2 separate regions of the Mus musculus genome follow, and region 1 is linked to region 2. Evidence: chromatin contacts called from ENCODE Hi-C or POLR2A ChIA-PET data. All regions are on one chromosome and are shown on one strand. Each heading gives the region's core, a stretch centred on a gene start or an enhancer-like site at or near the end of the contact. The rest is flanking DNA. Distances are from core to core; before and after follow the strand shown.

Region 1 (5,249 bases), core at 789-3,288, 36 kb before region 2:
CCCCAGCAAAGTACCTCAGCGGCCATCAGTCAGTGAGTCAGGGATTTGGAGGGGCCTAGGTCCAAACAGACCAGGCACTTGGAGAAGTGAGAGGTGCCGAATCATGGCGGTTCTGCCTACACGTCTGTGAGAGTTAGGAGCTGCTATTTTACTGGGAATTGAACCTGGGTCCTCTGGAAGAGCAGTCAGTGCTCTTAACCGCTGAGCCACCTCTCCAGACCTGGTTTGGTTTGGTCTTTGAGGCAGGGTCTCATGTACTCCACGCTGGCCTGCAGCTCTGGGTAGCCAGGGATCCAGATCTTCCTGCCTCTACCTCTCCTGAGCACTGTGATCACAAACACCTGCCACCAGCCACCAAGCTGGCATCCCATTGCCTTTCCCACCAAGCTAGAGCTGCACGGCTCTGACCCAGAGGTAGGACAGTCTCTCTGGGGACTCAGGCACCAGTGCCATGGGTGGCCGCAGCCTGGTTAGGGCATGTGTGTCCCTTTGCATTGGCAGTGGCTGTGGAGTGTGCAGTGCAGCAGAGCTGTTGGGGCTGGGCTGAAGCTAGGGTGGGGTGGGGTAGTACCACCGGGTCACACAGGTGTGGTGACAGGTGCGTGTGCTCCTGGTTGACGGCCTAGTGGGGTCTCTGTCTTGCAGATTCTGCCTCTTTCCACATCTGCTGCTCAGGTGCAGCGCCCCTAGGTACACATGCCTGAGGAGAGGGGACTCTGGCAGTCTCTAAGTTGGAGGCTTGGTTACTCCCTCCCTCCCTTCCTTCCTCCGTCCCCCACCCCTCCTTCCCTCCCTCCTTCCCTCTCTTCCCTTCCCCCCTCTTCTCTCTCCCTCTCCCTGGGGTGATGCTTTCCTCTCTGGCTGCCTCTCCAAGGAGATGAGGAGCTGACAGGACACCTTCCCTGGGCTCATGAGCTATGTCGGTGCCATGCAAGCAGGAGCTTGCTTGTTAGCTTGTTAACACTGTTCCGTGTGGGCCCACGCCAGGGCGGTTCCAGCCTTTCCAGTCCCCACTTCAGACGGAGGGTGACTGCTCCTTCCCCTCATGTCCACCTCCCCCTTTCCAGGGAAGCCAATTAGTCAAGTCTTCATTAGAAGTGAAAATGCAGAGAAAAGCCTACAGCCCCAATCTGACAGCTAGCAAGCGGCAGTGAGGCCAGGCGTAGATGGAGCGAGCGCACAGCCTCCACTCATGCCACACCGTGGCCCCAAGTCCGTGTGCAGGGCACAGCTTGAGCGCCTGTCTGGGGGAAGCTTTTCTTTCTGGTTTTTTGAACAGAGGACTGAGATCTGCCGAGATGCCTGACCTCCACAAGGTCATATGCCAGGCATTGGCAGAGCTGGGTTTGAGCAGAGCTTTCTTAGCTGCAGATTCAGTGATTTTTGGTAATGCCACAGCTTTGCCTGCTGTGTGTGGGAGGGAGGAACATGGACTAGAGGGAGGGCTGCGTGTTTGAGATTTTGATTTGTGGCTCATTTGGAAATGGGAATCATGGCTGAGTGTGCGCTAGGGTTGTGGTGAGGTAATCTTGAATTCCATATGTGAACCCCTCCCGGGCTAGGCTGGGGAGCTGGGGTCAGGCTACGCTGTGACCCCCTAGCTTGTGTCTTTGGACCTGGGTGCTGCTGTGTGGTGTGATTTGAGTGAATTTGTTAGCTCTCATGCCCTGGGGCCCAAGCCTGGGAGGGGCTCTCCTGGGGGTTGCTGTCTTGGAAGTGTGGAGGTAGGATGAAGATGTCCTTATCCCCAAAGGCCCAGCACACTTGGGCTCTGCCTCTTCTGCCTTGGCTCCTGACCTCTGCCTCAGTTTCCCTTCAGTGAAAGACATTTGGAAAATAACAGCGCCTTGGCAATTTTTCTTTTTGTTTTTTTTTGGACACTGATAGGATCTGCAGAAAAGCATCCTTACGGGGGCTTTATCCCTCCCTGTCTAGGAGGTAGGAGCTGAGTAGGGTCACACATACCAGGATTATTGAGCCCCGTGTGTTGGGCTAGGTGAACCAGTAGGCTTGCCTGTGAGCCAGGAGTACAGGATGGATGTAGCGCCCCCTGTCAGGCTCAGTGTGGCTGACTCTTCCCAGATCCTCAGTCCCCTCTGGTGGCCATCAGTCCCCTCAGCTTCTAGGCCTGTTCCTCAGGACCACCCAGTGTGGGTAGCTGGCACCTCATGGAATAAAAGGCTTCTTAGTTAAGAGTGGAGACAAAGGGCCCACCCTGAAGAGACCCTTACAGCCCCGGGGAGACTCCTATCACTTGGGGGTAGATAAGGCCTAAATGCAGAGGAAGACTGTGCCCTGCCTGCCCCCTGGGGAATGCCCAGCTGGAGGCTGTTTGGAATTGAGGTGGGCAAGCATCATGCTGTACTCAGACTGCTCCCACTCTGGGCTCATGATGGAGGACCCAGAGCACTAGCTGAGGTGGCCGAACCATCCTTTTTAGTGTCTCCTACCCAGGAAGCATACACCGAATGGCAAACAGAAACTCCCGCAGGGAGCTGGGGAGGCCTAGGCCCCACCCCACTGCTCCTTGTCGGCAGGTGAACTCTCCCTCCCCACCCTGAGGAGGTCCTTTAATTGGATTCAACTCGTTTAACCAACTAAGTGGCCTTTGGTGGGTTTTAAATCTTCGCAAATTGGTTTGTGTTTTTCTGCCTGTGCAGGGATGTGAATGGCAGGGCCCAGTGCCGTCCTCTCCTCCCCTTGGCTTCTTCTGGTGTCTTCCACCTCTTGGTCCATCCAAGTCTGAGTGCCCAGCTTCCTAGCAAAGAACAAGAGCACAGGGACACAGGGAACAGTCTCCTCCCTGTCCCTATCCCCAGAAGGGAACACGCCCACCGTTCAGCCTTCCTTAGTTGGCCCTCCTATTCCCGGGCTGTCCCAGGAGGACAGTCTGGCCTGAAGCTCTCCCGATGTGACCCTGTAGACAATTGAATGGATAAGGGAAGGCTGCCGGCTCCGTCAGCATCTGACAGACTCTTGTTTTGCCCACCTTGGTTTCTGTGTCTGTAGAGCCCAGGAAGCTGAGTCCACCATGGCGAAGCTAGACTCTGTGTGACCTCCTCTGTCTGTCATGGATCAAAGCTGGACTTCCCTGGGGACCCAGTAATGATAGTTTGCTGTCACTTTACTGCCTCTGGAAGTCAGCGTTATTGTCTAACCACCTCTACCGTGTTTTTAGCTCCTTTCCCTCCGAGATCTCTCTCTTGTGGGATCCCCTTCTCCCTCCTCCTTGCCCTCCCTCTAACCCAGATGAGGTTCTGTAAAGGCAGCCTGACTTCCAGAGCAGGGCTGGGTTGGCCAAGCATAGAGAGTTTCGGGGTGCAGGTATGGAGGTCCCTGCCTGAGAGATGGGTGGGAACTCTTGTTTCAATCTTCTGTCAAGCTTGCTTCCCCCCCCACCCCCCACCCCGTCTCTGAGGCTCTTGTTAGAGTGACAGGGAGACTCAACAGGGCGCTGGGCATTAGCAATTTAGGGGGATATTACACAGGAATGTTTACAGAAAGGCAATTGCCTGGAAAATGACTTTGGTGGCTGTGGTATGGGGCGGAAAAGCTGGTTCTAGAAAACAGATACAGATGGGCTTCTGCCTCAGGACCCACAGACAGACAGCATGGTGAGGGGCAGAGGGCCCGTAGGCCACAGCACAGACCTCCCTGGGCAAGCAAGGATGGGCCTGGCTCTCAGAACCTTGGCATTTAAGAAGCAGATCTGGGCCTCTGACCTTTGTCCTCTGGCCTCTAGCTTCAAACTCATCATGCTTTCAGACTGAAGTGGGAGCCAGCCAAATGAAGTTGTCAGGCAGTATTGACTGTGGCAGCGCCTCAGGGCTGCTCCTGGGTGACTTGGGCACCTCTTGCTCTGGCTATAGAGGGGACACCAAGAGTTCTGTTGCTTGCCCGTGTGTGTGTGTGTGTGTGTGTGTGTGTGTGTGTGTGTGTGTGTGTGTGTTTATGAGGAGGGTACTGTGGAGTCTGAAGCAGGCCCTCTCCCTTTCTTGAAATATCTGTCACCCTCCCCCTTTGCCCTGACTGGTGGGGACAAGAGTTGCTGTCCAGCCCTCCCTTTTTTGCTCTAGCTACATTCAGGACCCCGCTTCTGTCAGACCATGGACTGAGAACACGTGTGTCAGCCCCTTTTTCTGAGACAGGGACCTTGGTGTCCATGCAAAAGGAGCTGGCTATCTCAGAGGTTCTCCGAGTCCTTCTCTGTCACTTTCTGTCACTGTAGCTCTGATCTCCTCTCCATTTTTCTCTCCTTTGCCCCCTCCCACATTCTCTTCTGAAGATGATGTCATGCTCCAGCGCTGCCCAGCAACAGGCAGGGGGGTGGAGGTGCGGGGATGACGATGACAGGGACGGACACAGAGTAGATGGAGACATCAGGGTGGGGATGAGAGTGAGGACTTTCCAAGATGGTGTCACTGAGATGCTGGGATCTTAATTCTTCTAATGAGCTACAGTTATTTCATGTAAGAGAATTCAGTGGTGTGTAAAAATAAATCAGGCCCATAAATAAACTGGGGGGTGGGGTTTGGGAGCCTCTGAATAAGTAACAATGTTTCTATGAAGCACCTGCTCATGTGTCACAGCCAGCCACTGGGGGGCGCCCACTGCTTCCCATCACCCCAGTAGGGCCACCTTCCCCTCCCCCAAGACCCAGGCAGAGCTGAGGTGACAGAGGTCCCCTTCTGCTTCTCCGGTCCCCATGCTTCCTTTTCTTAGTCCCTGGCATCTGCCCGATGACCTCCACTTTCCCCTTTAAGAATCTTAAGAGCCCAGTGTGGCAGGGCATGCCTGTAAAACAGTGCTCTGAGTCTGAGGCCAACCTGGGCTGCACCGTGTGTTTAAGGCTAGTCTCTGCTACATGTGGAACGGGTGCCTCTAAAAAATCCAAAAGGGGGATCCCCCACAGCGCATCCCAGCCCTTCTTGCCCACCTGCCTCTGCTCTCCTCTCTATCCCTAGCCTAAACCCAGCTGAATCAGGAGCACCATTGATTGGGTCACTGGGCCTGAAGCCTGCTGCCAGCCTTAAACTGCACAGTTCAGAGAAGGTCAGGGCAGCCTGTGGACTGCTGATAGTGGGAGCTGGCTGAAGGGACAGGGAACCAACATGCCCAGCCGGGTCATAGGCTCAGTTTCTCACTGCTCCTTGGGGACAGGGTTTGGAGATTAACACCCTTGTTTTACAGATTAGACCCCTGATTCATCAGGGAAGGGCCTGCTTGGCTGAGTCCCTGGGGGTGGGAGG
Region 2 (5,165 bases), core at 1,515-4,014:
ATGGGATTACACACTGGGCCCAGACCCCTTATCCTGACTCCTCGGCAGAGATCACTGTGTGCCAGCTAGCTCTGCCCTTCACTTCGGACCTGTGACCCCTGCATGCCTTGGCTTCCCCTCACATACCTCTTTGGGCTCCCCCATCTCTCCTGCAAGTTCCCAGAGCCTCCCTGATGCCTGCAGGTTCAGTTCCCCTCCTGGGGCTACCACTGCTCACTAGCTGCTCCTCACTCTCCCAACCCTAGGCAAGTGGATGAGGGTATGTGGCCCCCCCCCAACAACCTCCTGAACCAGTCCCCCAAGAAGGTGGCAGCTGAAACCGACTTCAGCAAAGGCTTGGATTTTGAAATACCACCCCCGAGTCCTCCACTGAATCTTCACGAGCTGAGTGGACCTGCCGAAGGCACCCCTCTCACCCCAAAGAGCACTAACCCCACCAAAGGCCTGGATGCTTCCAGCAAGAGAAACACGGACAAAGCTGTGTCTGTTGAGGTGATGGGCCAGGGCGGGGCATGAGCTAGGCTCACAGTTCTTGCTGTCACTTGGAATGTCAGGTACTGAAGGAGCACGTGGGCTCTTTTCCTTAGGAGGAGGATCTGAGAAATATTGGTGACATGTACCCTTCTCAATAGAAAGTATACTGTAAAGCTAAACTAACTAAAGCAATATGGTGCTTGCATAAACATAAGCTGGGTGGTCAGTGAAACAATAGAATGTCCAGAAATAAACCCAATAATGTTGTATCTGATTGGGAGTGGCCTCTCTAAGATACAGGGACAAGTGTGTAGCACCCTAGGAGGGGCCAAGTCTCGTGTAAAGTTCTCTTCTTGTTCTTAGCACTAGTGGCTGGAGGAGGGGCTGATGCCAGGAGCTCAGGGGTTCCTGAGCCAGAGTCCTGACCTCAGCTCTGCTTTCCTTCTCAAGGCTGCGGAGAGAGACTGGGAAGAGAAGCGGGCAGCCCTGACCCAGTACAGCGCCAAGGACATCAACCGGCTGCTGGAAGAGACCCAGGCTGAGCTGCTCAAGGCTATCCCTGACCTGGACTGTGCCAGCAAGACCCACCCAGGCCCTGCTCCCACTCCAGACCACAAGCCCCCTAAGGCACCCCATGGTCAGAAGGCAGCTCCCCGGACAGAGCCCAGTGGGAGAAGAGGATCAGGTATGGGGATAAAGTCCTAGAGGTGAAGGAGCCCCATCCTCAGAGCTTGGCTTAGGGGGGAAGCACTGGAGAGCGATTGCCATGGTAGCCACACTGCCAGAGAATGGGGTGCTAGCCATTAGTAGTCATTGAAGGGACAGGACACAGAATGACAGGGTAAGCTGGGGTCCGTCCAGTTTTCTCCCCTCTGCTCCTGGGAGGCTCATGCAGGGGACAAGAGTGCATCCAAGCCCAACCTGCCTGAGGGAGAGGAAGGATGCTCTGAGGGCAGTATATTGCTGGCCACCATGACAGGGCTGTGACCTCCCAAGCCTGCCAGTGGCGGGAGGCAACATCTGAAAGAGAGGTACTACATCAGTGCTGCCAGCAGCCCTGACCATGAAGAGTGCTTCAGGGAGCTCAGAATTTTTATTTTCGTGTGTGTGTGTGTGTGTGTGTGTGTGTGTGTGTGTTGTGTCCACGTGTATGTCTGTGCACCACGTATGTGCCTGGTGCCTAAGCAGGCCTGAGAGTGTCACATCCCCTAGAAGAGGAGTTACTGATAGCTGTGAGCCGCCATGTGGGTGGTGGGACTCAAGCCTGGGTCTGGGAGAACAGCCAGTGTGCTCATTTCCGGCGCCACCACGTCAGCCCCTGGATTTTCTTTTTATTTAAAATGTTTGTAATTATCTTATTTGTTTGTGCGTGTGTGCGTGTGGATGGAAGTGCCTACGTGACAGGGGATAACTTGTGGAAATTAATTTTTCTCCTTCCACTGTGGATCCTGGGATCAAATTCAGGTCATCAGGTTTGCACAGCCGGCCTCTTTAACCTCTGAGTCATTTCTACTGGGCGTGTGAATTTGCCGGTGAGACAGGCGCTGACTACATGATGCCTACCGAGTGTCGAGTGTCAGTCTTTCCTAATGATTTTGCATCAGTTGCAGAAGGCAGACACAATCATTTCCTCTTTACAGAGAGGACAGACTTCAAATGGTTATAGAATCTGTCCCAGGCCACATTTCATATGTCCCTAGAACAAAGGGGCTAAGTGCATCTCCTTCCTGTGCCACGCTGGGACTGTACACTCTCAGAAAGGAGGAGAGTGCTTTTCCACTGGAGCATTAAACATGAGCAGGCACTTCCCAGCCAGTGAGCTGCACCTTCCCACGGCAGCATGCCTGGCAGGGAGCACAGGGGAGGTATGGCTTTGGCTGAGCAGGGTTCATGATGGCTCTTAAAACAGAACAAGGTTGAGAGGTTGTGGAAGGTGCTGGACTAGGAACTTGGACTGTTTGGGTTGGTGGAAAGCCACAGAGAATCAAAGGCAAGGGTGTTATGGCTTGAGTGACCTTTCCATGGGTTGCCATGGAAACCAGGCTGGAGGAAGGCAGGGCCAAGAGCAGGACAGGCTCCTCAGAGAAAGGAGGGAGCTCAGAGTCTGGTGGGGCTGAGGAGCAGCTGTGCCCATGAGAATGGCACAGAGTCCCTGCCCAGGCTGGGTCAGCAGCTCCAAGTAAAGGGTCCCCAAGGTGCCTCTGTGTTCCAGGCTCACAGTCAGCACTGAGCGGCTGAGGGCTATTGGAGGAAGAGGGGCTGGGTGTGCCGCTGGCAGGCATGGGGAAATGGAAAGGAATGGGTTCTGCCTTCCTCCCCGCCCTGACCTGAGCTGTCCTCTTGGTCATTTCTGGAGGAGTGAGCACTTGTGGACACTGTGGTGATGGGTTCCTGGGGATCCCCACTGTTTGCAGATGAGCTCACAGTGCCCCGATACCGCACAGAGAAGCCCTCCAAGTCACCCCCGCCACCCCCTCCCCGCCGGAGCTTCCCTTCCTCCCATGGCCTGACCACAACACGCACTGGAGAAGTGGTGGTCACCAGTAAGAAAGACTCAGTCTTCATCAAGGTACAGCTTTCAATTGGCGGGGTTTGGGGGGGACGGGCTTGAGGTGACCTCTGAGAGGGTGGGAGTCAGCCAGGGCAACCCAACTTGAGTTCCAGCTTGTGTGTTGTTCTGACCCCACAGCAGGCTCCGGCAGGGTCAGGGGTGGGTCTCCCTGGCAGGGTGGCACTGCTGGAGGAGGGAGGGGCCTGGGCTTGATAGGCGCCTGGCTTTGCAGAAGGCTGAGTCCGAGGAGCTAGAGGTCCAGAAGCCCCAGGTGAAGCTGCGCCGTGCTGTGTCTGAGGTGGTCCGCCCCGCATCCACGCCGCCCATTATGGCCTCTGCCATCAAGGACGAGGACGACGAGGAGAGGATCATTGCTGAGCTGGAGGTGGGTCACGGCGTGACTGAACACAACCTCTGCCAGGCCAAGTTCCCGGCCAAGCCTTTGTTAGCCCAGGACCCTTTTTCTTAGCTTCTATTTCTTCTCCACTGTGAAGTGGGAAGCGAGTCTAAAACTCGTCCTGGTAGGTTTGAATTTTCATTATATAGTCTCAGATTCTCCCGGGGACCCCCTAAGACTCAGGGACCCCCTAAGACTCACTATACTCTGAAAGCCCCAGACTTGCACGATGTTACTGAGACCCCACCCACCCACCCAGGCAGTCTTCAGCATAGCTCATGCTCCAAACCCCTCAAGCCTCAGTACTCTGAGGTTAGAATCCTGGAGACACTCATGCCAGAGGGCTCAGGCTCTTGCATTAGTACAAGCCACAGCCTATAGGATTCCCATAGATCTTTACCCTGTGCCAAAGTCCCTGCACGTCAGGGTCCTTTGGAGGAGAGATTCAGGATGCAGCAGGTCAGTGACCGTGGTGAGATGCCAAGGTGTGACTGGAACCCATGGCCATTCTGGATCACTGTTGCCTAGGCACTCGGCTAGCACCTGGGTCCTCCAAACCTGCCCCTGCCTTCTGCTCCCCAGGTGTTTGAAAGGAGTTCAGTATCTTCCCTTCCCCCCACGCCCCGCCGCCAGCCGATCCCCACCTTGCTGTCCCCCCAGGACATGGGGTCCCCTGGGGGCTCAGCTCTGGGCTCCCCACGGAAGGTAACGGGCCTCTCTGCACCTCTCTCTGCCTGTTCCTCCACAGCCTCCTTTCCGCATCTCTCACGCTAACCCGCTAACACGCCACCCCACGCCAGCCCCTCCGCTACAGCCCCAGCTTCACGCCCCGTGGACTCTCACCCTCCTGCACACGCCAAGGGCAGCCCACAACTGCACAATCTGTTCCCTCCTCGAGGTTTCCGGTGTGGGGGGTCCTTCCTTGGAAACTGCAACCTGGGTATTTGGTGTGACCTGGGAGTTCTCTTACAGGCCAGCTTCTGTCTGGCTCTTGAGTGTTTTGCTCCCATTAACAGCCTGGGTTTAGGCTGGATCCAAAGCCTGTGAGTTGTCTTGGGGCCAAGATGGGAATTTGGATCTTGTTCAGGAACCGCCGTAGGGTCCGGCTCAACCTGACCTTGTCTCGAGAGCTTGCCTGATACTTGCCTTCTCTACCCTGCTCTGCTGCACACGCCAGGGACGGGGCTCGGGGCTCGGCCTCTCCCACTGGGGAGTCAGGGACAGACCAGGGAGATGGCTTTCCTAAACCTCTCCCTGCCCTGTGGCCATTCTTGCCTCCGCCGCGCTGCTGCGGTCAGGGAGCTTGGAATGAGAGAAGCCATGGCCTTCCCTGGCTGCTGGTTTTCTCTTTCAGCATTGGGGTGTTCTTCTAACTTCAGCCTTTGCTGCTGTCCTGCTGCGCTTATTTCCTTGTGGGAATGTGGGGGGTGGGCCTGCTGTCTGCGCTCCAGGGGCCTGTGCTTGAGGAGGGAGGGGGTGGAGAAAGGTCTGGACATCTCTCCCTCTGCTCTGCCAGGTTGGGGTAAGAGGGTCTCAGTTCTCAACTTCTCATGCGCACACACGCCCTCCCTTCCTTGTGTGATTCTTCCCAACCCACAATGAGGTCCGTGATGGCGGCCACCAGCATTGTGGCCTGACTTGAGGCCGGGTGGTCTTTGGTTACCTGGCAAGGGAGCAGACAGGCATCAGAAGGTGGACAGTGCTGTGTGCAGCCCCTGGGAGTCTTCAGGGGCTGAGCGGTGG

The links. A loop is a pair of places that touch in the nucleus more often than their neighbours do. ChIA-PET counts read pairs that join two places held with the same protein, here RNA polymerase II (POLR2A).
Region 1: a map of adrenal gland shows a loop between it and region 2 (2.3-fold over the local background). The contact joins two enhancer-like sites. A Hi-C loop is called at or near these places in 11 of 37 maps with a recorded cell type or tissue (CH12.LX, adrenal gland, gastrocnemius and 2 more). POLR2A ChIA-PET finds 5 or more read pairs at or near these places in 4 of 5 experiments (Patski and embryonic stem cell).

The regions. Positions count from the first base shown.
Region 1 is chr11:97,556,571-97,561,819 of GRCm38, reverse strand. All of the region lies in intron 1 of Srcin1 (SRC kinase signaling inhibitor 1), which reads left to right. Among named protein-coding and RNA genes, the nearest start is that of Srcin1, 16 kb to the left of the region's middle. Within about 2 kb of position 2,038, at least 1 of the 3 ENCODE cell types and tissues checked has a DNase peak (open chromatin) inside an H3K27ac peak, as active enhancers do.
Region 2 is chr11:97,521,335-97,526,499 of GRCm38, reverse strand. Srcin1 (SRC kinase signaling inhibitor 1) reads left to right here. Exons shown (of 20, transcript NM_018873.2): 15 at 246-492; 16 at 925-1,159; 17 at 2,889-3,043; 18 at 3,258-3,410. Among named protein-coding and RNA genes, the nearest start is that of 4933428G20Rik, 24 kb to the right of the region's middle. Within about 2 kb of position 2,764, at least 1 of the 3 ENCODE cell types and tissues checked has a DNase peak (open chromatin) inside an H3K27ac peak, as active enhancers do.